2 separate regions of the Homo sapiens genome follow, and region 1 is linked to region 2. A link is a loop called in an ENCODE intact Hi-C map of the cell type or tissue named here. Cell type or tissue: psoas muscle. All regions are shown on one strand. Each heading gives the region's core, and the rest is flanking DNA. Links, peaks and the distances in the headings are about the cores only.

Region 1 (15,843 bases), core at 2,661-10,660, 140 kb after region 2:
CAGAATGAAAACTACCTTGCCAGCACCTTGATCTCGGACTGCCAGCCTCCAGAACTGAGAGGGAGAAATTCTGTCTGGCATTTTGTCATGGCAGCATAAACAGACCAACAGAAACCACTGCTATTTTTATGAATTATAACACACAACCTGTAGTTGGCAGAATTCTAAAATAAATCCATGGGATTTATGCCCCTCGTATCCACACTTCTGTGTAATCCTCTCCTCTTGAGTACGGGTAAGACCTGTGACTGGCATCTAACTAAGAAAATATAGCAAAGGAAGAGACTTTGCCGATATAATTAAAGCCCCTCCTTAATCACATGACATTAAGTTAAAACAGTGGCCTGGATGGGCTTGACATAATCTGGTGAGCCCTTTAAAAGAGGGTCCAGGCCTTCCCAGAAGTTACAGATTCTCTCTCTGCTGGTGGCATTGAAGAAGCAGGCAGATATGAATTCTACAGCCACCAGGAAATAAATTCTGCCAACAGTCTGAGGCGGCCTTCCCCAGTCAAGCCTCTAGATGAGAATGCAGCCCGGCTGACACCTGGATTACAGCCTCTACGACCCCAAGCAGAGTATGGCAGCTAAGCCATGCCTGGACTCCTAACCTCCAGAAACTGACATAATCGATGTGTGTTCTTTTAAGCCACTCAATGTGTTATGCAGCAACAGCAAACTAATCCACAAGCTAATACAAATAATACACATTTCATATAGCTCTTCCTCACTCTTGCCCCTCCCACATAAGACCTGCTGCTGTGCAAAATATTGGTGTTGGTGCTCTCACATTCTCCAGAAGCCTGAAGACACACGATTCCAGAAGTTATTGGGGGCTGATTCCTCATCTTTCAGGCCTTGACTCAAGGATCACCTTCTATATCAAGTTTGTCTTGAAACCACCAGGCAAAATGAAAATGATCAAGAGATCAGAGACCCCTGAGGAAACCTGTGTTCTAAAATTTAGAAGGTTTGGTTGCCATTGTCTGTTTATGTGTCTTCTGGACACCAGAGGCTGTGAAATAGCAAGAGAGTTTACAAACCAAAGGAGAACACCCCTCTCGCTTTACAAGGAAGACAGAATGAGAGCAGGAATCCAACGCAGCTCCAGGAGCTGAGGCAAGTTCCTCAACCTCCCAGGCCTCAATCCCCTCATCTATAAAGCAGGCAGGCTGGCAGGTGGATCTTTGGTAAATGGCAGCTGTTACCATTTACACTTTTATAACCAGAACCTACCACAACGTATATCTGTAGATGGAATCAGTATGACAAAATATTCTTGAGAGGTCACCCTAAATTCTAACTCAAAAAATTGCAGAAATGCTAGCAATAATACCAATATAGGACAATGTGTACAAAATAGTGAACTGAAAATAAGTAGTTTAAACTGTGACTATTTAATAGTACATGTGTATAAGCTGACAAGGAACAGAAATGATTTTCAATAGTTATTTTTCCCCTTCCTATATTTCACATGTAAAGCAGCAGAGGTCACACATGGGGCCTGCTGCACCTGACAGTCTTCACCTCCCTCCTGAATCTGATTCCTCAGCCACATGCTGTGCTGATTTCCCAGATGATTGCTTAAATCCTCAAGTTCAGAGCTGCATCTTTTTGTCCTCTGCATGCCACCTGACCACATGACAAACTGTGCCCACCTCCACAGAGCTGACTTTACCTAGCCTACCATGCTAAGCCCATGTCAGAACCAAGGCCCGCTCCACTTTCTGGTGGCCCTCAGCCACCAGACTTGAGAAGGCTACTTTTGAATCATTTTTGAACGAACCAAGGGAAAGGGAGTCCTTTTTTTTTTTTTTTTTTTTTCTTTGAAAAAGGCAAATCTTCACATGCTCTTGACAATGGTGGTGGTACAGGAGCCTCAGGTCTGCCCACTTATCTCAAACCTACATCTAACCCAGTAATTCTATGTAATGCAATTGATTCAGCAGTACCATTTTACAATTCTGACTGGGTTTCTCTAAAATCCTGTTTATTAAGTTGCTTCCTTTAAGCATGCATAATTACTAAGTTGCTTCCAACTAAATCAGATATCATATGGAAAGATTACACTGCAACAGTGGAAGAGCACTCCAGGGATTATGTTTCATCAAGATCTCAAAATTCAAATAGGCGAGAATTTTACAACTGTAAAATGTCTTCTTAAAAAGAAAGCTTAATTTATACACAGGATGCTGGATCCGTAAAATGTCAATATCCCATTATAACATCCTGTGTACAAAATGACCACATCTCTCACATAGCACATGAAGCTAAGGCCAGCAGACTCAATGTGGCTCTCACGTGCTAACTTCCTCTTAATCAGGAGGTCAGTCATGGTAAGACACTGCTCAGCAGTGCACAGAGCTGAAACAGACTGAGCCTTTATGTGCCTGCTTGAAAGTACAGAGTAAGTAACGTAAAGTAGGCCAAAAAAAAGACACCTGATACTTTATAAAATTAGGTTATTGATGTTTTACTTTTAAAAGATTAATAGCAAATCAACAAATCAAATTACTAAAATGAATAAAAACCTCCAAAAAGAAACTTCAGTGATTTGCTAAGCCATGTGACTTTGATTAACTTTAATTAGAGTCACACAGATAAAACAAACTCGTGTGTACAAATCTTAAGACATTTCTCCCAAAGCACAATGAAATACAAATCCTTAACACTGTTTTTAATCAAGGATTTTAGTGCCTCTAAAAACATTCGTTAAAAGAAGTTTCTCTCCTTTCATCAAGTAAAAATAAGAGCATTGATATTTTAAAACCAAATGAACAAATAAAGAATGTGCACAACTAATGAATAAATCCTTATTAAACAATACAGATAATGTTTTTATTTTCAATTTTCATAGTGGCATGTAGATTAGAAAAAGACTTCTTTATAGAGAGTTAGTACACTTATATATATTCAATTTTAGCTGAGACTGAAAACAAAACAGGTAAAAAAGAGAATGAAAGAAAAAAGTATGATTGCAAGGAAATCTGTGGTATGAGGACTGTAAGAGAATTACAAGCATTGACTTTAGTAACAGGGCTGCTCTGGTTCACGGTCAATGTAGGCTGGAGCCCACACTCACAAGAGCACCACGTGATAGGCTGCCAAGAACACAATGAAGGCTCCCTTTTTTCAAGAGAGATTATTTACAAAGTCATAGCCTACATTTGACTAGAATACCTATTGAGTACCATACCAAAAAAAGAATGAGAACTCTGAAGTATTTTAAGATCTACATTATACCACTACATGTTCTCCTTTCTGTTTTCCCTGTTCTTATTTCTAAAGCTAACAAGACAGAATGCAAATAACTTCGGGAAAAATAAAATAAAATCCAGCTGATGTCTTCCAAATAGGAAACGCTCTCATCTCTCAATTACTTTTGAAATTTCAATTACTAAATCCAATTACTTTGAAATATCTACCTCTGCTTCTGCTTTGGGATACAATAGGGTTAAAGCCTCAACAGTAACACGGCTTAACAATGAAGAGGTTGTATTTTTATAGCACACTCATGGTAAGATGTTATGGACAGCGCTCAATGACACGGGAGTCTAGGACTGCATCTGAGGCTGTCAGAAAAGGAAGTCACGCAGGACTCAGACCCAAAGACCCTATCCTGATCCTTCCGGGCAAATCCTGCCAACTGCCTCAAAAGAGGGTGACATTCTAAAATGATTCCACAGTCCACAGCAAAAAAAATGATATTGTGTTTTTTCACTGTTCAGTGACTGCTTAGACAACTGAGAACCTCTCTTGCTCACACAACAAATTACCCAAAGCAAAAAGTCGAACCACTGTGGTGTGATCCAAGGAACTTTCTGTAAGGAAAAGGTCAGAGAACACGTACAATATCATCTTATATACAGATGTTTATATTTATATAATTGTCTATGTTCACATGCAGTATTTTAAAATCAACTAAAAGACACATTTAACTTAAGAGCATATACTTCTGGGAAGGGGAAGCAGTAAATGAGAGTTTAAATATTCAACATACACGTTTTTGCCAGCGTTTGAATCTTTTAATAATCAAACTATACTAATGCACTACATGTCTGTAACTCTCTTTTTCAAAAAAAAAAAAACCTTAAGAAAAAACCTCAAAACTCTAGTGGGGGGAAATTAAAGAACTGACAGAGCTCCTAGAACATGAAGAAACTCAACTAGATGGCGGGCAGTAAAAACCAAAACACAACAGAGAACCCTGAGCTTGGTTTCTGACATGCAAGCTTCTTGCTTAAGGCGTTTCCGACACCACGTGATCCGCTGGCTCCCTTCACCCTGGGCTCTTCCACTCCATAGATCTGAACTTTCTCCCAGCTTCCTGTTAGCTGAGATGCTAGAGAATAAAGAGTTGTGCAAACAAAGATGCTTCACTGGGTGGGGCGTGGGGGGGTGCACAATACTTGGACGGAACTGGAAATGGAAAAACGCACGCTGTCCAGGGGTTGGCAAGCTGCGGTCCTCCAGACAAATCTGGTCCACCGCTTGGTTTTTGTAGGACCCATAAGCTAAGAATATGTTTTACATTTTTAAATGGTTGGGGGAAAGAAATCAAAAGAATATTTTAAGACATGTAAAATTACATGAAATTCAATTTCAGCATCCATAGCTTTTCTGGCACGCAGCCTCCTCCCACGTTCATTTACGGATTGTCTATGGACACTTCAGCACTGCCTCAGCGGAGCTGAGTAGTTGAAACAAACATCATCTGGCCCAGAAAACCTGAATTATTTACTATGTGGCCCTTCGTAGGAAAAGTTTGCTGACCCCCTGATCCAAACGTGTCTCTAAGCTAAAGAATCACTGTAACACACCACAGCAACAGTGTGAGGTGCAAAAGCTCAGATTTGGGTCACAAAACCTGGTTTGAAATAAAGTCGTGTCCTTAGCCAAGTCACTGTGCTTCTGCTTCAGCACACACGAAACAGGGATATTAACCAAACCTCGCAAGATTACTGTGAGGACTAGATAAGAAAAGCACTTTGGAAATTATTAAATCATCTGTAAAGTAGTATTATTAAGCAAAACCAAACAATCCCCATTTAAACTCTGGTTGAAAATATGATACAGTAAAGTCTGTGAAATGTATTTTTGTGAAATGTGTTTTTAGAAGAAAGGACACGTAGAGAGCAGGAACACCTCCAAACCAGCTCTAAGGAGGTTCTGAAAGCCAGAGGTAGAACCTGTTCTTCAACTCAGTGGCACGGTAAGGCATGGGGTCCCAACTTGAGAAACTAAAAGAACCTTCCAAAGACCATAAGCCTTTGCTTTTTTTATTTAAAAACCTTTAAAAGTTTGTTGAATGTGCTGAACGTGAGTTTATCACTTATTGAGGACCTGGGCAACGCACCCTTCCAGCAATTCACTTAATCCCCATTTTATGGACAAGAAAACAGAACCTCAACAAGGTTTATGGTTATGATTTTGGGACCCACCATTAAACCTAATTTAGTGAATGTGACACAGAAAAAGTGGCCAATACGGAAATTAGAAATGAGCTTTCTAACTGGAGTGAGGGGGAACTCACATTACAGGGTTTCAAAGCTGAAAAATGTGGCTGGGCACAGTGGCTCACACCTGTAATCCCAACACATCAGGAGGCCAAGGCAGGAGGATCACTTGAGGCCAGGACTCTGAGACCAGTTTAGGCAACACAGCGAGACTCCATCTCCACAAAAAAATTTAAAAATTAGCTGGTTGTGGCAGTGCGCATCTGTGATTCCAGCTACTTAGGAGGCTGAGATGGGAGGATCACCTAAGCCCAGGAGTTACACGCTGCAGTGAGTTACAATGGTGCCACTGCACTCCACTGTCTCTAAAAAAAAATAAAATTAAATAAATAATTAAAAAGTTGCAAAGTATATGTAATTCTTTTTCCTATTTTTTCTTCCGTGTATGGAAAGGAAAGAAAATAAAAGCAAAGGTGACATTTGGATAGAAAAAAAATTTTCTTGTAGGCCCTCTGAGAGCAGAGAGAGCATACTCCTATAGGCAAACCAATAGCTGCCCTTCCTTGGTGAAGTGTAAACCTGCTAGGTTTCCTCAAGAATAGTAATGGTAACAATAAAAGCTGACACTCGGACAACATCCTATATGCTTTAAACATGCGACCTCATTTAATCCTCAAAATAACCCCAGAACTTAGATATTATCATTATTCCCATTTTACAAAAAATGAGTGGCAGAACTGGGGATTCAAACAGACCACTTTACTCTCGGGCCTATCCTGTCTCATTCCCTCACTACACATCCAGCACAGCAGGCTGCAGGTGGAGGCAAAGTGTCTCCACCAGATTTTCCCTAAGATTTAAATCCAATGAGCCAATACTACATCCCTGAAAAACTAGGGCCCAACCCAGAATCTCTAACTTGGCCTACTGAGTAAGCTGAGAGAGGCCTGTTCCTGCCAGAGTAGTATAAGCAAACAAATGCATAGTTATAATTAGCAATTATTAGCTAAACATCCAAGGGTTGGTAAGTGAAGTACTAAAATTTAGTGAGATGTTTACATTTGTTAAACTCTTGTCCTATTTACATGTCACTTTATAAGTACTGGCCATTAGTAATACTGCCTAATCTTTAAATTTTATATTTTAAGGGTGGGTGAAATAGGAACATTAAGACACAAAAAGGGCCAATTTCTTTTTTTTTTTTTTTTTTTTTTGCCAATCAGATCACATCTCTCTTAGTAGTAAAATTCTTCAATGGTTTCTATGACCCCTGGAATAAAATGTAATCTTTTCATGATACGTTGATATGATTAGGCTTGTCCCCACTCAAATCTTATCTGGAATTATAGTTCCCATAATCCCCATGTGTTGTAGGAGGGACTTGGTGGGAGGTGATTGAATCATGGGGATGGCTTCCTCCAGGCTGTTCTCGTGATTGTGTTAGTTCTCACGAAATCTGATGGTTTTATAAGGGGCTTCCCCCTTCGCTGGGCACTCATTCTCTCCCCTGCCACCCTGTGAAGAGGTGCCTTCTACCATGATTCTAAGTTTCCTGAGGCCTCCCCAGCCATGCAGAACTATGAGTCAACTAAACCTCTTTCCTTTATAAATTACCCAGTCTCAGGTATATCTTGATAGCAGTGTAAGAACAAACTAATACAGTAAATAAAGCTCTCTTTATGATCTGGCCCCTAATTATCAATGTAATCCAAAATTGAGGGGTGTTTTTTTTTTTGCTTTTTTTTTGAGACGGAGTCTTGCTCTGTCACCCAGGCTGGTGTGCAGTGGTGCAATCTCAGTTCACTGCAACCTCCGCTTCCAGGTTCAAGTGATTCTCCTGCCTCATCCTCCCAAGAAGCTGGAACTACAGGCGTGCACCACCACACCCAGCTAATTTTTGTATTTTCTGGTAGAGATGGGGTTTCACCATGTTGTCCAGGCTAGTCTCGAACTCCTGACCTCAACTGATCAGCCAGTCTCAGCCTCCCAAAGTGCTGGGATTACAGGAGTGAGCCACCATGCCCAGCCTTGAGGGGTGTTCTTTAGAAACATTCTCCATCATACCAGGCAATTCAACGTTACAACTACTATTACCTCTGCCACTAACATTTAATGAACACTTATTTCACATTGGATGTAAAGCTATATGCTTTACACACCTCAACTAATTTAGCTCTCTTAGCAACCACGTAAATTACGTTTCATCATCCCTATTTTGCAGATGAGGAAAACAAGGCTAAGTGTTTCCTAAACATGATGAAAAATGGCCAATTGTTTTAATATGTATTGGAAAAAAAGGTAATAACAGACACCCAGGAAAAATCTTACAGGAAAGCCCACCCAAGACAGGATGTGGAATGGGACACTTACAACTAACCCACTCAATGTGGGCAGCTGTGGAGGGGCAGGAAGAACTAGATCAAAAAAGGAATTTAAAAAAAAAAAAAAGAGAAAAAGATAAAATGAAAGCAAGAAAAAAACACACCATGAAAACAAAAATAAAGCATTCACTTGAAGAGAAAGGAGGGAAAAATCATAAATGCAAAACGAAGGCAAAGGTAAGTCTAGGTAAGTTTAAGACAGGTAAGTACAGAGGGAGGAAGATGGTGGATGGATAAAGATTTATAGATAGACACACAGCTTAGAGAACACTGAAACGAAAGGAAAGGAAAGGAAAATATTTTGGTTCTCTCTTAAAAAGGTAAGTAACAGCAACTACAATCTTTGCAAGATCCATTATTCTTCTATACTGAAAAATCACAGGAAATGTACATACATTTCTATTATACAACATTATAAATGTGGACTGAATTTCATAAATAAAATGTTGGCTCTTAAATCTTCATTGAAAAGGCTTAATAAATGTACAAGACCACATGCACGAAAATTCCATCATCTCTGCATACTAGAGTCAATCTGATAAAAAGAAAACATCGTTGCTTGGAAGTTGTATAATCAATTTCCTATACTCTTTACATATACCTATCGCTATAGCAGTAATTTAAAAAAAAACAAAATAGGTTGGGAGGACAGAAAAAAAATGTTTATACTCACACATACACCCATCAGAAATAAAAACTACATGGAAACATGCAAAAGTATAATCAGCTGCATTAGCATAAGGATCACGCTTTAATTGTTTTTCATATTTGTAGTTATAATAAAACTGTGAAACATATTGTGTACATACACAAATAACACACAGCTACATACTCATAAACACATATGTACACATATATTCATCCACCTCTTTGCTTATGAGATGCTAAAAATACTTAGAAATATAAACAATAACCCTCAACTTATACTTAGCCACAAAAAAACAATGCCAATACATAATCTTTCTCCTTATTTAAAAGCTTTGCACTCTGTATGGCACATCTGTTTTGGCCATTCAATGACCTACATTAGAAATCAAAGCCCCAGGGGCTAGGAGAGCTGTAGCCATCTAATAGGTGGGGATCTTGAGAAATCCTAACCTAAGAACCTAAATAGAAGCTTCAAAAAGAAAAGTGAAGGAACAGTCAAAAATTTGAAGTCCTCCTTATTAAACCTCTGGACATTCCTTAAATTAACATTTGATATTTTAAAACTAAAAAGTATATGATTTAAATATTTTATTATTTTTCAGGTTAAGCATTATTATTCAAACTACTAAATCCTAAAAAGAAGGGTAAAATATTCCAAGTAGAATGAAACACAATGAATGAATACGAAAGAATATGAACATAAATAACTAACATCCTTTACATATCATCAAGCTTTCAGAGACACTAAAAAATGTATTTTTGCTTCATCTAATGATGATGTGAAATAAAATGTTTGCAAACAGGAAGTTTATTTCTTCTAATCCATAGCCTACAGGACTTCCTAATTATTCCTCATAGCAACACTATAATCTAACACTTTCAGAAGGGCTGTGATTTTTCTGACATAGATGGAGGTCTCCTCGTGAAGACAAGCTGTGAAAAATTGGGTAGGAGAGAAGGAGAAAGGTGCCGTTTACACATTTATCTGCTTGGCTCACACCTTCGATAGAACAGCACCAACCAGTTAAACATTCAGTACTGCAATAATTTTGTCTCCATGCTTTTGACAATTTGTTTCACGCCTCATTTGCTATGAAGAGTTAAAACATTTTAGTCAATTTCGAGAAAGCAATTCGATTTTTTTTCCACACCAAAATGCACAATCCATTTCAACTACCAGGCCACAGGTTAAAGTTCAAACTGCAACACAGACAGAAATCAAGGACTTTCCTTCAAACATCGTGGAAGAAAAAAAACACTAACTAAACTTACATTTATTTTCAGTGGATATAAAACAAAGTGAAGTAAAACAGCCTTCCACATGTTTGGTTCCAAACAGCCTTTTCTCTACTACTAAAAAAAAAGCAAAAACACAGACCCCACCCTGCTCTTACCATCCTTAGACAATATGGCAGAACCTGGATAGATGCTTCAAGCAGAGGAAAAAATCTTTCCTTGTTTATAATGTGGTTTTAATGGTTTTTCATTATTTTTAAAGTTTAGATAACTGCAATACATTTGTACTATCAAAGATAGTTTCAAAAACAATGATGAGGCCGGGTGCGGTGGCTCACACCTGTAATCCCAGCACTTTGGGAGGGCGAGGTGGGTGATCATGAAGTCAGGAGTTTCAAGACCAGCCCAGCCAAGATGATGAAACCCCGTCCCTACTAAAAATACAAAAAATTACCCAGACCTGGTGGCGGGCACCTATAATCCTAGCTACTCAGAAGGCTGAGGCAGAGAATTGCTTGAAACCGGGAGGCAGAGGTTGCAGTGAGCCGAGATTGCACCACTGCACTCCAGAGTGGGCAACAGAGCGAGACTCCGCCTCAAAAAAAAAAAAAAAAAAAAAAGATTATTCAAGATCCTACCCTACTGACAGCCATCCAAAATTCAAGTAGCTCACATTCTACACTTGCTAAGAGCCAGGCACAGTACTAGTAGGTTTAAATTGTTATAAATACTACAAGATGCAACTCAAGAGTCTCTAGAACACTGTCCCAGAGAGCTTTCTACAGTGATGAGAATGTTCTAGATCTATTTTGCAACTTATGACAGACAGCTACTGACAACAGATTGTGCTGCTGAGCACATACAATGTGGCTAATGCCACTGCAGACATTAACTAATTTCATTTAATTAATTTTTTTTTTAAGAGACACGGTCTTTCTCTATCTCCCAGGCCAGAGTGCAGTGGCTCACTACAACCTCGAACTCCTGAGCTCAGGTGATCCTCCACCTCAGCCTCCCAGGTAGCTGGGACTACAGGCACACACCACCATGCCTGGCTAATTTTTTAATTTTTTGTAGAGACGGGGTCTTACTATGTTGCCCAAGCTGGTCTCAAACTCCTGGGCTCAAGTGATGCTCCCGCCTCAGCCTCCCAAAATGCTGGAATTACAGGTATGAGCCACCATGCCCAGCCTAATTTTAATTTATTTTATTTGCTTTTTTTTCTTTTGAGATGGAGTATTGCTCTGTCACCCAGGTTGAAGTGCGGTGGTACAATCTCAGGTCACTGCAACCTTCACCTCCAGGGTTCAAGAGGTTCTCCTCATTCAACCTCCCAAATAGCTGGGATTACAGGTGCCTGCCACCAAGCCTGGCTAATTTTTGCATTTTTAGTAGAGACGAGGTTTTACCATGTTGGTCAGGCTGGTCTTGAACTCCTGACCTTAGATGATCCACCCGCCTCGGCCTCCCAAAGTGTTGGATTACAGGGGTGACCCACCACACCCAACCTAATTTTAATTAATTTTAATTTAAATAGCCACACAAAGCTGATGGCTGCCATACTGAACAGAGCCATTTCAGAGTATACTTTTAATGCTGAAAAGGTTTTATGTTGGAAAAAGGTTCTTCAGACACATGAAATGCATCCTGATTCTGAGTTTTCTCTTTAGGAAAGGGGAATTGTAATGAAAACTAACCAAGTACAAAGATCCCCTTTCACATTCTCATCAAAAGAAGAAATACGCTTCAGTTCAAATCTGCTTTGTAACTGGTGGGACAGGAGGGATGTGTATAATAAAAGTGTTTTCCATGGCAGGGGTGGGGGTGAGGGTTCCGGGTGGGCACCTTAGAGCCATGTCACCTAGGACCCCGAAAACAAGAAAACTCATTTCACCTGCTGGCTGGGAGTCTTATTACTGCGCAGCTTCTTCAATGATTCTGTTTCACAGGTCTCTCTAACCAAATGGTATCCTCTTGGAGGGAAAGGAAGATCTTTCATCAGCTTTTCCAGTATCTTCATAGAATATCAAATGATTTGAGGCCGGGTGTGGTGGCTCATGCCTGTAATCCTCACACTTTGGGAGTCTGAGGCGGGCAGATCACTTGAGGTCACGAGTTCGAGACCAGCCTTGCCAACATGGTGAAACCCCATCTGTACTAAAAAATACAAATATTACCCAGGCATGGTGGTGCACATCTGTAATCCCAGCTACAAGGGAGGCTGAGGCAGGAGAATCGCTTGAACCTGGGAAGCTGAGGATGCAGTGAGGAGATAGCACCACTGCACTCCAGCCTGTGCAACAGAGCAAGACTCCGTGTCCAAATATATATATATCAACTGATGTGAATGCGCAAGCAAGCAATAAAAAAAATCTATCATAACGCCACCTTTCACAATGTAAATTCAGACCACTTGTCCAACTCTACTCATTCCAGTCCCTCCTGAGAGGCAATACAGCATATATGAAAAGGCAATGGGGTCAGAATGCCTGAGTGCAAACTGCAGCTGTGCCACTCGCTAGATGTGTGCCTCAAATGAGTACAGTAATAGAACCTACCTCACAGAAAATGCATATAGAGTTCTTAGCACAGTGCTTGGCACCTAGAAATTATTTGATGAATTATTTTATATTATTAATTATTCAATACTTAGTATTTCACTACAACAGCAAAACAATTGATTTCCCTTTGAGGTTCCACATATCATGAGGGAATCTGACCTACAGTCTGTAATACTTGAGACTTGAGATGGGACATGTACACGAGTTGAAATTTAAAGAGTGGTTTTTTTATAAATATATGGTAGGAAATACACACCTGTGCAGCATTAGCCATTTTAACATCAGAGAATAACCTATACACACAGAGAGAAAACTATTTCACAACTGCCAAGTTTTTTAGTATCCAATCCTGAATGACAGCTCTCAAACATAAGGTTTCAGAGGGGGTAAAGAGAAAATGTACAATTAACAACATTTACTCATGCTGACCATGCTTTAACCCAAGATTTTCGCCACACAAGTGGCAATGACCAAAACTAACTCCCCAAATGCAATAATCTCTATGAAGTTTCTCCAGACACTCAGAGATGCCTCCACCAAGCCAGCTGACTCACTACATCAAGGTGACAATCCAGTTTACCAAAGAGATCAAAGGCATCCAAAATATACTGGTAGTTCAATATATTACAAAACTAATCTTCTGGAAATATTTGTAAATAATCTTCCCCTCAGTCTACAAAGGTAGTGAAATATTCTCCACCCTCAACAAGGAGCGAGGGCAGCACAGGCTTTGGAGTTCATCTGCCTCAGGGCTGACTCCTGGTACCATCATGTAACATGGCCTTGGCCAAAGCGCATGCACCCTTCGTTGTACGTTACCTTAGAATCTGTGAAATGCAGAGGGGAAAGCCTGTCACCTAGGAGTGCTAAGGGAACTCTATCACCACCACCAGCATAATCTGAGCCCCACCGCATGCCAGGCACGACCCCAGGCACTGGGCCACAAAGAGCCAGGCGTGCTCCCGCCTTCCCCTGAGCAGCTCCAGGCCCACCGGAGAGGAGGAAGGATGGGTGGACATGCAGGGGCCCCAGGAGGGAGCGACCAGCACAGCACCCAGCAGAGAAAGCAGAGCGGCAGGCGCAGGCGCTCCACCCTCTTCCAGCAAAAGAACAACACATCAAACACCCCGCTCCTCTTCCAGCTGTCCAGAGCCTTTTTCTGGCTTCCTATCCATCTCTCGCTCCACCTACTGCAAACTGCCGCCTTCCCGACCACTCCTCTGAAGGTCACCAGTGACGAAATGACCACAATGTCAGCCCCCAGGCTTACTGGGCATTCCTCAGTGCTCACCTCAGTTGTGCATGTCTTCCTGCCCCCTGTGGAACTCTCCTCAGCTTTTCCATCGCCCTTTCTGGCTCTCTGGGTGGCTCCTCTTCATCCCTAAAGGTTGGTGCCCCCTAGAACGCCCAGGCACCTCTCCTCACCAGGCACGTGCTCCGCAGGGCAGTGTCATTGGCCTCTCAGCTGGCACCTCAGGCTGCGGCCCTTGTGCCCGCCTCAACTGCACATCCCTCTTTTCCTTCTGCTCCAGCATCTCCATCGAGCTGTCTGGAAACCATCTCAACCCAACACGTCCAAATCCAAAACCACAGCCTGGCACCAAGTACATGAGATGATCCAAAAGCAGGAACACCTTCAAAAAATCCAGCACTGTATGATTCCTTCCCATAGAGTCAGGTCAAGAACCTTGCGCTTGCAAGGTTCTTCTGTCCAGCCTTGAGGAAATAAAGGTGGCATCGGGGCTGCCACTGGTCATTTCAACCACGGGCAATGGAAATGCTACATTTAACAACTGTCCTATGGCACAAGAGGCTCAGGCCGGGCATCTGAAAGACTGGAGAAATAGCTGCGATAGCTCCTCTCCAAACTGATTTTACTGCATATTCATCTACAGCTCCATTAAAACCAATTTTTGAAAATGTTCCATTATTTTGAATTCCCTTGTACTGCTGTTCATCCCTACAATAAACGGCAGCACCCCCATGTGGGTGGTTGGTCTGCTGTCTCTGGGATTAAATTTCTCTGGAAGGTAAGCCTTATGAAAGTAGGGACTAGGTTTTGTCACTGTGGTATCCCCAGCCCCTAGAACACTCTGCCACACAGCAGGCACTGAATAGATACCCAGCAACTGAGTAGACGGCAGCAGCTATTTGATGAATAAAGGAAGTATATACACAAAGGGGCATGGTATCTGGCAGCTGCTGGCAATCAACTCAGGCCTCCCACCCACCCAACCCTGACTCACCACTCTCCTTTCCCAGGGTCTTGGGGTATGGAAGGCATCCCTCCAAATGCCTCTTCTACCAGGTTGGTGTCTGAGGCTCTCAAAGACCTCAAAGCACATGAGGCTGGGCCTGCCCCTCACTGAGCCCACTCACTCAGAGGCCCCAGGCTCTGGCTTCTGCTCCTACGCCCACCCCAGGGCTTAGCAGAGCCCACCATCTCACCACTTGTCTGCTTCCCCCAGCCCCACACACTAGCCTGCGCCCACAGCTGCATGACGAACTTCTCCACTCTGTCCTTGTAATATGGCAAAAAGGATAACTATTCTCTATGCCTGGAAGAGGAGGAAATGGCTTGATTCTTCTCCAACAGAGAGAAGCTCATGAGCATTCTGACAGTTATTTTATTAGGGCTTTCTCAGCTGCTTCAGAATGTTCTCATTGCTGAAAATCTTACCACTAGATGAATGATACATTACTACTGAAATTCCCTGAAAGAAATAACACAAGTAGACAGGTGTTAGCTTTCTAGGCAAAAGATACCTTTCATCATAATGACAGAGATTTAAACGTGGCTGCTAAGACATGAAGATGCCCAGTCCCTTCATAAGTTTAAAAAAAAAAAAAAAAAGTAAAGGTCCAGTCTTACAGACACATGGCAAAAGCCTAAAAAGCAGGTTACAGATTTTGTTGTTTTTTTCTTCCTGTGGGCTCTTAAAAATAAACTGCCCACTGATTTGCTTGAGATGGGTTAGGCACAGTCAGCTTTAACTTGAAAAACTGGAAATCCATGATAACCCTGATAGTGATACATTACCATAAACAATAAAGCAAGATGAAATATTATGAAATAGGAAACAAGAGACAGCAAAGACTTCATTTAATTCTAAGCTAAAAACAGAATTACAGGGGTATGCCACTTGGAAACAGTCTCAGCCTCAAATTAGAGAGAAAGCAGATGAGGAGCACACACGCTGAAAACCCAGACAACAGGCATGAGCAGAGCAGCGCCGAGCTTTCCCACCGCAAACAGGCATGAGCAGAGCAGTGCCGAGCTTTCCCACCGCGCAGGAACCCCAGCAGGACCGCTTACGTGAAATTTAACTTACACCCCTTGTCTAAGACAAGGTTATGAGCTAAACTGAATTTTTTTTTAAAAAGCTGTGAGATGTAGTTTTATTGGCAATTAGAAGAGAGGAATAGTTGGGGACATAAAGAGAAACTTCCCAGTACTGTACTTTACCCATAAGGCACAGTAATAATAAGGAAGAGAAGGAAGGGCGCAGAGGGTCTCGGGAGCCCTCCCACACCTGAGGAGGCCTGGGCAGCCTGGGGAGGG
Region 2 (15,843 bases), core at 3,746-11,745:
TGACACGGCTGCCTCTTTCAACAGACCCTGCTCCCCACTCCCAAAGGTGGATGAATGGTCAGAAGGGTGTGGAGTCCAACAAGGGCTGGTGTCAAGATCCCTGCCCCCACTGCTCACCGGCCTGCTGCCCACAACCACTCTCAGCAACCAAAGTGCACAGGAGCCACGGCAGCCCGACCTTCTTCCCACGACCAACCATGGGGGGCAGGATGGGAAATCAAGCCAGCCTCAGTGTCCCCACCACCCCTGCTAGCCTTTTGCTGGAGGTGGACCTATGATGGAGTTCCATGTTACTCCTTAGGAGCACAGCTCCAATTTTATAACGTATTCAAAGTCAGTAAGTTCGAGAAAAATAAAGCACATAAATTCACTCACAAACTGTTATCATCCTAACTATTAAGCTATTAGTGGCATGCATGTTCTGTAAAATTTAGACCATCACTAGTCTCATCAATTAATCTTGAGCCCTCATCTTTAAACCCAAGGATCAGCAATCTTCTTCCCAGAAAAACAAGCTAAATTACAAATGTCACTCACACACCTATCCCTCAAAACAAAGAAAAACACATGTATAAAAAAACACTCTCTTCACAATTCAACTCTTTCCTGACTAAATGGGTTTCCACCCTGGTACACGTTTTATGCTTATAAAATAATTATTTTTAAAAATTATTGTGAAATAAAAATGGGTTCAATAAGCTACTTCTTTGGACAGAGTAACAAAGTAGTTAAGCAAGTTACAGCAAAAACAGATAATTATTCAATCATTTATGTGGCATGACACCTAATTTAGGCCTTTGATAATTTTCCCAAACATGAAACCACTTTTTTAGCACTATATTAAAAACTCATATTTTGGACTCATTATTCACTATTTTCAAAAGAGTATATATTCCTTTATAAAGTATTTCCTTTTACAATATAATAAAAGAAAAATAATATTCCTTTCTTAAGAAATGAAGTGTTGGCCAGGTGCGGTGGCTCACACCTGTAATCCCAACACTTTGGAAGGCTGAGGCGGGCGGATCACGAGGTCAGGAGATTGAGACCATCCTGGCTAATACAGTGAAACCCCATCTCTACTAAAAACACAAAAAATTAGTTGGGCGTGGTGGCGGGCGCCTGTAGTCCCAGCTACTCAGGAGGCTGAGGCAGAAGAATGGCGTAAACCCAGGAGGTGGAGCTTGCAGTGAGCCGAGATGGCACCACTGCACTCCAGCCTGGATGACAGAGCGAGACTCCATTTCAAAAAAAAAAGAAAAAGAAAGAAAATAAATGAAGTGTTTTACTTTAATAATTAGGTAATCCCAATTTTTCCCCTTTACTTTGCTAGTCAGGAATGTAGCCTTAAATTTAATCATTATTCATCAGTAACTGCATTATCATGGTTTGTTTGCTTCTCTCTTTTTCAAACTTTTTTAAGAATTTGTAATCCGCTTGGAGCAGTCTTTGTTTATACAAACGTTTTACTGTAAGTCAGCTCAAATCCTTTCTGGAAGCACAAGGGTTATAAATTCTATATAAAAACATCATAGGATATGAAACATTCTGTCACACCAGGACTCTTTCAGTTAAAAGTGGCCACTGGTATATTTAAAAATAACCATTTATTTATAATTTTCAGGGATACATGTTGAAAGAATACCTCATCCAAGCTATTTTTAAACACTTTTATAAAGAAATTAATTCTTAAATTTTGATCATTAAGTTATAGAGTATCTGGGTAATACTTTATATTAAAATACCAGAGTATTTTAAAAAATTCATTAGGGAGGCTAAAATTGCATCAATTATATTATACTTCATACATTTTTATTGTTTTAATGAGAAATTAGGTTTGTAGGTAAATTCAAAGGTAAAACTGGTAACAGTAAGTATGATTTAAGAAGGGATATGACAGGACAGTCAATAAAAATGTTGGGGAAAAGTAAAGTGCATTAATCTATTTGCAACGGTAAAGTCATAGTCATTTCCTCTATAACTTCCCCAGTTACCTTTACAGCAGTTACCACTAGATCTTATGAATAGTTTAAACTTCAATAAATAAGACTCGGAAAGAGCAGCGCTAAAAAACCAGGACAACTTTCAGGTTGTTACCCCCCCGCAAAATACCACCTGGCCCACAACAACATATTCATTTAATGTCATCTAATCAACTGCGATGGAAGAAGGCAGAATTGAAAAAGGTATATTTCCTATATTAACGTAATTATTTAGGCATGTCCCTTTCTCTTACATCCCCATATATATACACAAACCTATATAATATTTTAAATAAAGTTTCAACATTAAGTATTTGACTTAAAAGTGCATTTAGTGATACTACCTGATTCACCATCTTTGGTCTTCCACTAAAGACCTGTGTTATCCTTCATGGCTGGTTGCTCCTATTACGGTTATATGGTGTTTGTACCAAAACTCTGAAAACTCTTTGAGCAATGTAAGGAGTTTGCCTAAAGCAGATTTGCTGCAAACCAAGTAGATCTGTACCTATGCCTTTGCTTTTGCCTTCTTTTAGGTGATCTTGCTACTCACTAGTAATACCATGAGCTGAAATGAGCAAGGGAGGGTGAACCCCAATCACTGCAGCCACTATGCTACCAACCGACTCTGAGGATAAAGCTGGGGTGCAGATTAGTCTAACACTAGTCACTAACATCACATTTCCGAATTATCAACATATTTTAATTGTCCAAACTATACACCTATAATTATTCCTAAGGAGTTAGAAATAATTCACAAGTTAGAAATAATTCACTTGTTAGGAATAATTAATTAAAATGTATTAAAACCTAGAGGATTTCACCCCTTCATCTTCACTCGTCCCCATAGTTTAGTTTTTGGTAGCTCAACAAACCAAAAATGGCAGCGTAATACTGGGGAAATTCTTAAAAACACAAGGTTTATTAATGTAGTTTTCTCTTCTTTATGTTCTTCTGTGCAGGGTAAAACTGATAAAATATAAAAAATATAAAACTGAGGAACATGAAATAAAATGGATGCAGAAGAACCTCAGTGGCATTTACACCAACATTCTCTGCATCCAAAGAGTACTGCAGCATTGGGGTTCAGCAATGAAGTCACAGGCTAGGAGTCCTGGGGATCTGATTTAGACAAGAGTCAGCCGCCTGTTCCAGTTCCTTGCTCATAGGAAAGGAATGCTGAATCTCAGGGAAGTGTGGTGCACCGGCAGCCCTGACAGGCCCTGGAAGCCAAATATCATTTCACAAAAGGAGGAGGGCAAAGAAAAGGCAAGAAATTGACATTCAGTGGACACTTGTGAATGTGGCAGGCACTGCCAAAGTGGTTTATGAACCTTAGATCTCATGTATGTGCAAAGTACTCTAGGTGGAGTATCCCGGCTGAAAAGCTCAATTAGGTGTGAAATGTTCTTTGTCAAACAACAACGTGCATATTTAGATATATATATCTGATACCCCTAAAACAGGCCAGAATTATATGAAAGATGTTTTTATCCCTATAAAACATAGAAAATGCCAATTAAGTCAGCAAAAAAAGTAGTAAAAATAATAAAATCCTCATGAAGCCACTCAAGAAAGCCAGCATAAACATTACTCTTCTACACCAGGTGTTCACAAAAGGGTTGGGAGACTTGGAAGGCAGTGTTCTCTTCCTCTGAAATCACCAGCACTGATAAGACGTGACTCAATGCCACCTGAATGTCTTGTATAAAAAGCTCTGACCACAGTTGTGTCATAGCCATTGCTGCTCTTAAACTTTCAAATAGTCAAGACTTCCACAAGATGGCAAAACACTTCTGTGAAATTATATGTGCTGAAAGTATGAATTCTGCAACTATAGGTACGTGGTTCTCTGAAGATAAAATGAAAAAAGATGTTAAAGTATTTTCAGTAACCAGTATCCCAAAAGTAGATATTTTCTGTTGAGGATTTCTTTTCTTATTCCTGAATGTGTTATGGGAAAGAACAGACATTAATAAGCCAGTGAAATAATTTGATTTTTTATTTATTTTTCTTTACATCTAATATAAAATCTTAGACATTAGACACAATAAATGATTACTAAACATAACTGAATTTTTCTGCATCATTGAGATGTGGAAAAGACAAGATACTGTGTCTTAATTGAGGATGTCAACATTTAGGCATGCTGGCTAAAGAAAGGCATAAATGCAGCAACTATGGGGCTGGGCACTGTGGCTCACATCTGCAATTCCAGCACTTGGGCGGGCGGCAGAGGTGGGAGGACCACATGAGGCCAGGAGTTCAACACCAGCCTGGCAACAGAGTGAGACACCCTCCACCCCCACCACCCACTGCCCCCCCATCTCTATAAGAAATTTAAAAATTAGCCAGGCGTGGTGGCACACGCCTATAGTTCCAGCTACTCGAGAGGCTGAGGTGGGAGGCTGAGTCTAGGCGTTCAAGGCTATGATCATGCCCTTGCACTCCAGCGTAGGTGACAGAGCAAGACTCTGTCTCAAAAACATATTAAATAGAAATAAATAAATAAATGCAGCAACTATGAAAAGCAAACACATTTGGGGAAATTTGACCACATTTGTATTTATTCAAGAATACCCCTAACTTTAATCAAAATTAGCAAAATAGTTTTTTTATTTAAAAGGAGAGACTGTTTTAGCTTTGAAAAAGCTCACAGGACACCATGGTGGCACCATGCTCAGGAGCAGGTGCCTGAAGGAGCTGCTGTCATGACTGGAACAAGCTCCAGACAGACCACTATTCCACCACTGTTCAGCTGTCCTGCCATTCTGGAGTCTCTGTTTTCGTAGCTGGAAATTACAGCTCAAAAATAATCCAAATCAAATTAAATATATAAAAATACATGCATGTTAAGAAATCATTAATTTTAATTTTTCTTGTTTCATTAATTGCCCTTGGCAACTGTAATATGTTTCATCTTTAGCTTATACAAAAAGAATTTTTTAAACAAATTAAGCCAAAAGTTTTTCCCTTCATCCCTAAAGCAAAACCTTTGCTCTTTTCTTTGTCATTTCCTGGAGTAAAATGACAGGCCTTTTTAAAAATGAAGAAAAAATAGGGGGAGGGGCTTGATTTTTTTTTTTTTTTTAAATTAGCCCTTCAGAGTTCAGAGTAATCTTTCTAAAGTCCCATTTCCTCTGCTAGGATCCAAATGTACAAGAAACTCCTGGTGCTCAACGTGGTAACCCATTTCTACAAAATAAAAGGGGATATCTTTCAAAATAGCATGTTAAAGCAAGGTTCCCTGCACCATCGCCCCATACTCACACGCCCTACATCTGCAAAAAAGAAAAAAACAAGTAAAGGCATTAAATTTGTAGACTATGCCATACATACCTATATCCCCAAAAAGTTTCAGAGAAGGAGGAATTAATAATGAGACAAATTAAACTAAGAAATATTCCTCCAAAATGAACTAAAGTAAGAATGTAGCCCAAATCATTCAAAAGTATATATCAAACAAAGAAATACAAAGTAACTTGTCTTTACCCAAGGAAAGGAACCTATTTGGATAGAAATTTACTGCACTATCCTAAAAGCAAAGAAAATAAGACTAGCCTGAGTCCCAACTGAACTACAGAGTTTCAATTTTTATCTTGGGACTGTGCTCTTGCCCTAGTCCCAGTTACAGTTAGAGACACTCTGGGATGATGTGTGGAGTTGTTTATACACAGTCTGCTACAATACCCTTCAAATCATCTCCAAAAATTTAAATGAAATGCAAAGTTATAGCCAATGCCATCAATATTTCAACATCAATTCTAATTTATGACAATGTTTTACTTCTATAAAGAACTATATAAGAAATAAGGCTTTAGTAGCAAAGATGAGTGAGTTGCTTCCTTTTAGATGTTACAGGATTTGAGCAGTTATTCAGGACTTGCTTTACTCTCATAAAAATCTCTGGGCATTCCTTTCTCTTCCCACCACCGTTTCCCTGTGTTTGTCAGCAACGCCACCAACACATCCTGGTCACACAGATTAAAAACCTCAAAAGCATCTATCCTCCTTCCCTCCCTCCCTCCCTCTATTCCAACAATTTTCTTCCTCTGCACTCCCACTGCCACCACAATTTCACAGCATCGCTGAGCTAACACTCTCAAGTTGTGTCCCTGCTCCAGGGTCATGACAGCATTTCGAAAATGAAGTTTTGCATATGTTAAAAGGGCGTTACAATGCGCTTAGTAACCTGAAAGCTCTAGACTTTCGAAATACTATAGAAGAATGGAGTGGGCTTTAGGCAGGCACATAGATGTCAGGAAGCCCTGTCTTTAAAATTCACACACCTCTATCTTGGACACTCACTAATGGGCATATTTATTTATTTATTTATTATTTATTTTTTATTTTTTGAGATGGAGTCTCACTCTGTCGCCCAGACTGGAGTGCAATGGCACAATCTCGGCTCACGGCAACCTCCACCTCCCAGGTTCAAGCAATTCTCTTGCCTCAGCCTCCCGAGCAGCTGGGATAACAGGCGTGCACTGCCATGCCCGGCGAACATTTTTTTTTTTTTTTTTCGTATTTTTAGTAGAGACGGGGTTTCACCATGTTGGCCAGGCTGGTCTTGAACTCCTGACCTCAAGTGGTCTGCCCGCCTTGGCCTCCTGAAGTGCTGGGATTAAAGGCATGAGCCACCACGCCTGGCCCATTATTCTTCTTTTACTAGCAGTTTCTAGTGTCCATTAACTAATATTTTCACCTTTGTCGTTGTTGAGACAGGGTCTTGCTCTGTTGCCCAGGCTGGAGTACAGTGACGTGATCACTGCTCACTGCAGCCTCCATCTCTCAGGCTCAAGCCATCCTCCCACATCGGCCTCACAAAGTAGTTCAGACCACAGGCATGCCCTACCACACCCAGGTAATTTTTGTATTTTTAGTGAAGATGGGGTTTCACCATGTTGGCCAGGCCGGTCTCAAGCTCCTAGGCTCAAGAAATCTGCCCACTCATGGCTTTCCAAAGTGCTGGGCCACCATGCCCAGACACTATTTTCATTTATATACAACCAGACTTTCAAAAATAGTGTCCAATGAATGAAGTGTCATATTACCATTCTAAAGCCAAACTTTTTCCGGGTACAGCATAATTCCAAAAGACCAACTACACATTTTCCCCAGGTGTGGACTGACTCACTGCACAGCTCAACCACCCATGCCCATGGGGAAAAGAAAGACTCAGGGAGATCCCTACCTACGCAAGTCAGGAAATTCTAAAAACAGGAAAGAATCTGCAGGCACAGGTGCCAGGAGGCCGCAGCACACTCGGTGGTCCCCAGGCTCACTGTGGCCTGCTTTAGAGAGGACATCTGCCTGAGGAGCGGACATGGCTTCTGCCACTGCCTCAGTGCATACCATTTTGTGCTCTGACAGAAAGAGCAGTGAGAAAACAAGTAAAAATGAGAACTGTAACACACCACTCTACCCAGATCAAAACCAGTGAGCTCTAAACACTCACAAAAAAAAAAAAAAAAAAAAAAAAAAAAAAAAAAAGCCGGATGCGGGGGCTCACACCGGTCATCCCAGTACTTTGGGTGGCAGAGGCGGGCGGATCACAAGGTCAGGAGATCAAGACCATCCTGGCTAACATGGTGAAACCCCGTCTCTACTAAAAAAAAAAAAAAATATACAAAAAAATTAGCCCGACTTGGTGGCAAGTGCCTGTAGTCCCAGCTACTCGGGAGGCTGAGGCAGGAGAATGGCAGGAACCTGGGAGGCAGAGGTTGCAGTGAGCCGAGATCGAGCCACTACACTCCAGCCTGGGCGACACAGCGAGACTCCGTCTCAAAAAAAAAAAAAAAGGAAAAGAAAAAGAAGAAGAAGAAGAAAAAGCTTGCAGGGGATGCAGGAGGCATTCTCCAGGAAAACAGCTTGGGTTTCATTAAAGACGAACAGTGGTTTTTCATGTCTCTGGGTTGCTACTACTTCCATTCATGTCAATCTCGGTTTAAAAAGCATAGTGTGTTTATGAATGACTTTTTAGTATAACAAATGTAAACCTGAGGTTTGGAGGTGAAGGGAGGCCTCAGATACATGCCCTTAGGGCCTTCCTTCCCCCACCAAGAAATGAAAAGCAACTGCCACATGATCAACTTGGTTCAGAAAACCATCCGGTTGGCATTAGCCTTTGCATTACAAAGATTTCGGCGTCCTGCAGCTTTTTCATTTATTTGGTTGGCTGGTTGGTTGTTCTGCCTCCCCCTTCCCTTTCCCATGAAGTTTTTTCCTTTTCCCTAGACTTCCCTATATGCAACGACATCACGGCTCCCAAACTGATCATACAGGAGAGGAAGGAGGACCTCTGGAATCTCTAGGATGAACAAGAAGAGGGAGACCACAGGAAGGTCTGCGGCTCTCCAATGGCCTGCATAGTAAGATTATATACTCAGTAAGGCAACCCCAAATCCCTCAATAAGTTCAAGTGTCCCTGCTACAAAAGCAAATGGCATCGGAGAATGGAAGAGAGGCCACCAAGCAGCACACAGGAGCCGTTTCTGAAGATTTCAATGTACCCGCACTTTACTCACTCCACTGACTTTTTCCCAAATGCAAAGGGCCCGTTTTTATCAGTGCTTTTTCTCATACACTAACAAAGATGGCTTTTAATGTAAAATTTTGGAGCTAGAAGGTGCTAGAGTTTCCTAAATCTAACTTACTCATTTTTCAAAGAAACAGAAGCTCTGAGAAATGACGTGTATTGCTCAAGGCCAGAACCTTAGCTGAGAGTCTGCCCTGTTGGCATTCAGTGTGGCGATTAGAATAGGTCTCCCAGCCAAAACATATTATTTTATAAAAACAGTAAAGCAATTGTTTCTTCCATACAAGTCATTATAAGCTGTTTATTTTCATTTTTGTGAGGAGGAAAAAAGGCAAGTAATATAAACTACTTTCAAATCACAATTTTTACAATGACCCGATGGTAAATAAAATTGTAGTTAAATATTTATTTCATTTCAGTCTAATAATCAGGTTAAATCAAGAGCTCTAAAAAATTAGCTATTAGTAAGTGAGTGCTAAAAATGATATACGTAATTTTAGAATATTCTCACATGCAATGAACACGTACCATATGCACAGATGCATGCATACAGACAGCAACAAATACAAACCTGTGCACTGAAAAATGTAAATGGTATCTCAATCACGAACCAAGTAGAAAGATGTGCACACCATGATCTAAAATTGGGTACAATTTCGGTCCTGTGGAAAGAGACAATCGTACCAACATGCTTTTTTTTTTTTTTTAAAGAATGCATTATGAAGAAAAGTAGTTGAGAAAGCTTAGTCACTTTTTTGTGGCTTACAGCTTTTTTCTCCTCTTTTATTCCAGGCTTAAACAAAGTTCAGTGGGGCATCAAAATGCCTGTTTTAAATTACAGTCTATATTTTAAAATAGAATGCACGCACGGCATGTTCCTGAAGCTAGGGGGTGGGAGTGTTATTCACGGAAAATTGAAGGCTTGTTGAGTCAATAATCTTCTTTCACACAGTAACAATTTTCCGCTAAAATTTCTTGACCCAAACAAAGGAAAACAAGACCATTCAGTTATTTTACAACAATTTAGAGAAGGCAAAAGAAAAAGATGAGAAAACAAGAGAGACACCTCTAAAATCCTACATTGTGAGGGAAGAATGGGAAATTTTGGCTCAGGTAGAACCTTCTCTACATGTATTTATTTCCTCTCCTAAACTGACAGTTAACATTAAAAATTGTTACTTCCAGTCCCAAAGAAACATAAAAGCAAATAACCAGTCTACAAATGCTACTATGAGCTCCTGCTGGTTATATATCCCTTGTTATATAAAACAGATGTGTGCCTTCAGAGTTACCTGCGAAGTGAAAATCTGTAAATTAAAAGCTATTTCCCACCTAACTTGGATAATATAAAGTAGAATGCATTCAACGCCTCACACTGGCCATTGCCTGCAGGAGCTGGAGGCAGCAGATCCCAATGCCCAGGAGAAGCAATAGGAGGAGGAGGATGGGTGGGTGAAGATGGTGGCATCTAGCCCAACATGGCAGGCACTGCCATGCCAAAACCAGAAGTGCAGGCTAGGGTGAGAAGAGGGACCTCAGAACATTAGAGTCATGTGTTTTTTTTTTTTTCTTTTTAGCATAAAAAATAAAAAGTTACACTTGCAGGAGCTGCAGTCCTGCCCTGGCCTCTGCACCATTGTGGAGCTCCTTGTAAGCTCTGCTCTAGGTGGCTCTAGACTCCCTGAGACCCACTCTGGCTCCCCCTTCTGCTGGCCTGAGGCCCATGGGGTCCACGCTGCCTCTGTGGCCCAGGCATCCAGACCACAGAAGAGCTCCGTGGCCTCACAGAGGTCACTGGAAGAGCTGCAAGCTGGTCAAAGCCTGCCCATCCCTCACTTGTTATGGCAAAATTTGTATGCTGACTTTTCTATTAGCCAGGAATATCTGCATTTATCATCTCTTACTTAATGAGCCTCATTTATCAACTATAGATCATCCTTATCCTTCTATTATCAAAACCAATATCCTGCAAATCAGTTATGCTTCAGCCTCTCTTAATCTCCAATTTTGTCTAGTGTCTATTTTTTTATAGTACTCCTTCATACTCCTTCATTAATTTTTTAGGAACTAATTGACACTCCTATAAAATGGGTTGAAATTCATTTCCCCCATATTTTAAATGGAAATCTTCAGAATACTATATGAAAAAGTTTTCAGGGGCATGCTTAGTTGAAATGTATTTTAAAAAATTAAACAAATTCTTAAAATTAAAACATTACCACTAAGCAAATATCTCAGCTATGACGAATTCAGAATTTTATTTTAACGGGAACTGAGTATGTCAACTTAGAAACACTTTGCACACAAACATCTGAATTATTTAAAAGCAAACTATAGTTCTTTCTCAATATTAATTTATTCAGACTTTCCATTATATTTAGCCTGTTTTTTCCTGGAAGAATTCCAAACTGTTAAGGTTTTATTGAATTTTCATTTACAGAACAAATATTTAAATGGAAGATTGTTTTGAAAGAAGGAGACAGACATACCTTCCTGCTTCCTACCTTGTTCAAGTTCAAGCATTATCCTCTATTTTCAAAATGACTATCAATATCATGAAAATATCCTAGGGAATAAAATCACAGGATATCACATCCTAAAGAAATAATCCATTTTGGAAAATAAACATCTGTCAGAGTCACTATCATATTTTCTAAATTCAGGTTTTCCAGCAAGGTCCTGAAATGCTCTTAATCTTAATCCAAAAATAACTGATATCTCCAGATAGAACAGACCAGTGATGAAAATTATGTTCAAGAACTTGATGAATCCTAAGAAGCTGAAGTATTGCATGTTCCCTTTAAAACTTCCCCAAGACATCAAAATGCATCTGTACCTTTGGTTTTGAAACGATGCAGATGATAAGGTATGCCTGTAGCTGTTCTGGGGGACAGGGCACCATCCTTCAGAGAACCTCCTCTTCCTCCCTGGCACAGGAGGCTTCCATTTTATAAAGTATTTTCTCTGAAACTCTAAAACTCAACATAGCCTAATAACATTTTGAGAATACTGATAATAAACAGCTTAAGTCTTCAGCAACACACAGGCATCATCCATGCCTGAACACTGAGATAAGCCTGATGACAGATATGGGTTTTCCTTCATTAACTTATAATTTTTTTAATGTTCATAAGGATTTGAGAAGGATCAATCAACGGAAGACAGCTCCACTCTTAACCTTTTAATGACAACCATTTAAATCAACCTCAAATAAAAAGGTTTCAAAATACTTCATTCAATAGCCATACACCTAATTCTTACCTGGTAGATTTTAACTTTTGCCAAAACCTGCCAGCTCACAGGTTCAGATGGTCTTAGCAATTTACATTTCTAGCTGGGTTGGACTGAGAACTAGCAAAAAGCTGAACCCAGTTAAAAAGCTTTTCCCGGTAGTTTCCAATCATTCACAGTATTATCAAATCTACATGCTTAGAACATCCATATGAATGTCAGCAATATTCAAACATGCTTCCAAAACACATGACCTTTTGCCACTAACCAACGTAAGTGTCATTAAAGATTAAGAAACAAAAACCAACACAAACAGAGTATTCTTCTTGAATTAAAGGCAGAACGCTGCATGCTCTGCGGCTAATAGCCAAGCCCCAAGAATATTCTTGGTAATAAAAGTTTTCCAACCATTCTCTTTCAGGCTTCCAATATCCTGTTTAACACCCTCTATTTCAAAGAACGACCAGCATTTACTACCTCCTTCCTTTCACAAAGAGCCAAAAAACATATGTTTTATCTAAAGCCCAATATTTCCGTCTAATTGCAAACTCAACAAAAGTGCCATAAGCACTATTCAACACATTCAGGGATTTTTAGTTAACTCAGAAAGATCAAACCGTTTTCATGCCAACCTCTTTAGATATTTCCTATTTAAGGAAGAAAGGGTCACAAAGAGGTTTTTAATGACCTGATGAGCCTTCTAGAACAGCCAATATTTATAGAAATATTTCACAAAGTCCTAACAAAGCAGTCCATTTTCAAACGCTCTTAGAGTATGACTGCCAAACTGATTGTATTCCAAACTGATTGTATTCTATATCTTAGGTAAACAGAATAATGAACCTCCTATCTGAAATACAAAGCTAGCAGCATGCCTCTCTGAAGAATAAAACAAATTAGTTATTTTTAAACTGAGGAATATTAACAACTCTTCAGATCCCTGGAGGGAAAAGCACTATAAGAAAGTGCTTATATAGTGTTTTATAAGAAAATAAAACTTTTTCCTTTTTCATGTTTACTTCCCTTTATACATGTTTACGAATATTTTATTAACTACCCATCTGTAATATAATTACTGAACTTATGATTACCATTTCTGTCAATTAATTTTTTATAAGTAAAAAAGATGTATTACTAAGAACAGAATGCTTTTAGGGTATTTTTAGCTTAATTATCCAAAGTGTCCACTTCTTTTCCTAAAGCTATGGTTACCAAAGTAAATCCAAATGTCACTTGGTAAAATAGAATCATTTTAAGAATAACACCCACCTGGCGATGCAGACATCCACCCATTTAATCACTCAGCAGCACCAGCACAGAGAGCACAGGTGCCCCGAGAGCCATTCAATGCCACCTAACAGATCCCTTAGCAATTAAAAGAAAATTCTGAAAATGAGGAAATAATTTATTTTAAAATAATTTTTATAGAAATTTTTGAGGAAAATATTTACTGAATAGGACATAATAAATACCATGAAAAGCTTCTAGTGAAATAGGGGAGCGAAGACAATGTTCAGGATAACTATAATAAAAGGATAAATAATAAATGCCACAAGAGGTGAAAATTTAACAGAACACTCAACAAAAAGTGTATTAAATCATATTTGAGGGCTATCTTGGAATATAAATTGAGGGATATCCAATGTTTATGAAACAAGAAAATAAGTAACTGACAGCATCTTTTAGACATTCCACTGTGTCTTTAGCTTAAATGCTAGGTTTATTTCATACCAATATTAGAGGTCGTGAAAGCTAAATGTGCTCAAATTTTAAGTGATAATAGTCTAAGAAAGAGAGCTCTTCAATGTTAAGATTTATCAATAACAGTAATACCAAGGATGTATAAACTAATACAACTAAACAGGGAAATGCTGTACGACTAAGAGGTATAGAAATAAGTGGACGATATTAAGGAGGATTTGTTCAGTGCTTAGGTCTGAGTCCACTAAGCAAAAAGTAAATATGACTGGTCATGGCTCCAAGATAACGAGAGAACAAGTTATTAATTTATCAATCATTTGCCTTCTGCAGATGATGTGAAGGTCTATCTAAGTTAGCTGGAAAACATAACTGCATTGCCTACTGAAGGTCATCAAGAATTTAATGGCATGCAAATATAGAAAAACAGGTTCACACAACAGTGAGGACAACTTGCTGAGGGATCAAAGTATAGATGTAGCATAAAGATATTGGAAATGCCTTGATTTCTTATAATGCAAAGTTGTTACATTGTAACAAACATGCTAAAGAAAAATCTACTTAGGATACAGGTAGAAAATATCACATGCAGAAACATTACAAACCTATCTGTAAGCAAAAAGACTAAGAAATTACTACTTGAGAGGCATTCTTGTCATCGTCATTACATAAAATGAACAGAATAATTACACATTAGAATCACTATGTTGCATTTCATAAATGGTACAGATAACACAATATACTTAATTCCAAATTACAAAACTACAGGTTTCAAATATCATGGATTGACTGTAGGTGAAAAGACAAAATTTATATCCCTGACACCTGAAAAGGAAAACCATAGCACAACAGTAAATCTACAAAGGATCCAACAGCAAATTCAGATGTGATAACAAATACAGCTTCATGGGCTCTCCAGAATCAACCCAGCCAAGTTAGAGGACTACAGTATCTAATAAAAGTAACATTGTAAAATACAGACTATTAGAGCCGTAACAGAGTATCAACAAATCATTCCCTGAAACCACAATGACCTTAGCTGTGTGCAACTTATTATAAGTATCCACATAAATTAAAATATTTGTAAGCCCCATACAGAAAGTTTTTACACATGCAAAGCCCTCGTGGAAAAAAAAAAAAGTGGTGCAATAAATTTCATTTAACTACAGCCAAATTTCATCCTAACAGATTGGGGGTTTTAGGTGTAGCAGGTTATCTTACAGTTTGTCCTTTATTCAGTAACTGAATCTTCTACATACTTAACATAAAACCTGGAAACTCTGCTCTCTAAAGATTATTGAAATGTGTTTGAAGTACTATTGAGTCAACCAGCATCTTATTTATCTGTGAGTTACAAAAACGGAAAGAAAATACCAATTGGGGTATTTCATTAAAAAAAAAACTTACATTATGGACAACTTTAAATACTTTTGGGAAGTAGGCAAGATAAAGGTTAAGGAAGATAGCTGTTATACATACATAACAAGACAGAAATAGAACAATTCAGAAAACATTTAAACAGTTGATGACTATATTCGTTCATCTCCTAAATGCCTTCATCCACTCTTCCAGCAATCAACTTAAAAGCTCCTATCCCAGACCAAACTCTTCAGTCAGTTATCTGAAACTACAATACTTCATGCCATCCCTAATAACACTGTAGAGTTAGCTGAATGTCAACCATCCAATCCAACACAGATCCATGGCAAAAGGCACGCACTAGTGAGTGATGCTGAAGTTTCTGAGTAGATATGAAGAAAGCAGTTTACCACAAACTATTTTTATAGCTATGCAGAAAATCTGCATCCATTTATGACAAATTTACCAACCTGTGTCACAGTACAAAATCATCAGCCAATGACAAATCTACAAGGTCGAACCTCTCCAAAACCACTAAAAAACTGCTGAAAAAAGTGGAATTCACTGTTTACCTGCTTCCCATGCATCTATTTAAATTTCATAGAACCACAAAAGCTAATTTCCAAATACTTGGCAAATGTAGTATTTATCGACAGCATGCATGCCTCTGTCTCTCTCCTTCTCTCTCTCTCACACACGTACACACTACATGCTTACCAAGCTGCGAACTATCTGCTACAGAAAGTTTAGCAGCATACAACACAAAATCCATTACCTATTTCCCTCCTTCAAAACCAAATACCTAGACAACAAATACATTAACACTACTAAAGGGGGGGGGAAAAACACCACAATAAGATTTCACCCTCTCTCACATAAAAGTAAAAGGTATAAAAATTAGAGTTTCAAAAATATATCCATCAGATTCAAAGACAGTAGACATCCTGTGGTCATCACTTACCTTCTCTAAATCTGCATATACATTAAAATGTATATGGTATGGTACGCATGTCAAATGTCATGTTTAACATTCAC

Evidence for each region. A loop is a pair of places that touch in the nucleus more often than their neighbours do. Peaks named below come from ENCODE experiments on the same cell type or tissue, not always from the same donor. Only the 100,000 strongest peaks of a DNase experiment are listed, where the experiment ranks them.
Region 1: it touches region 2 in a loop (2.0-fold over the local background); 6 of 110 quality-filtered maps call a loop at or near these places.

The regions. Positions count from the first base shown.
Region 1 is chr6:156,795,694-156,811,536 of GRCh38, reverse strand. All of the region lies in intron 1 of ARID1B (AT-rich interaction domain 1B), which reads right to left. Among named protein-coding and RNA genes, the nearest start is that of MIR4466, 24 kb to the right of the region's middle. RefSeq lists a silencer at 2,056-2,256. In psoas muscle, for the core only: no CTCF peak of the experiment used is centred there; no DNase peak of the experiment used is centred there; H3K4me3 peaks cover 521 bases; H3K27ac peaks cover 1,269 bases.
Region 2 is chr6:156,936,866-156,952,708 of GRCh38, reverse strand. The region is part of intron 4 of ARID1B (AT-rich interaction domain 1B); the gene reads right to left. Among named protein-coding and RNA genes, the nearest start is that of MIR4466, 170 kb to the right of the region's middle. RefSeq lists enhancers at 6,020-6,747, 6,748-7,476, 10,177-10,678 and a silencer at 7,960-8,254. In psoas muscle, for the core only: no CTCF peak of the experiment used is centred there; no DNase peak of the experiment used is centred there; H3K27ac peaks cover 3,340 bases.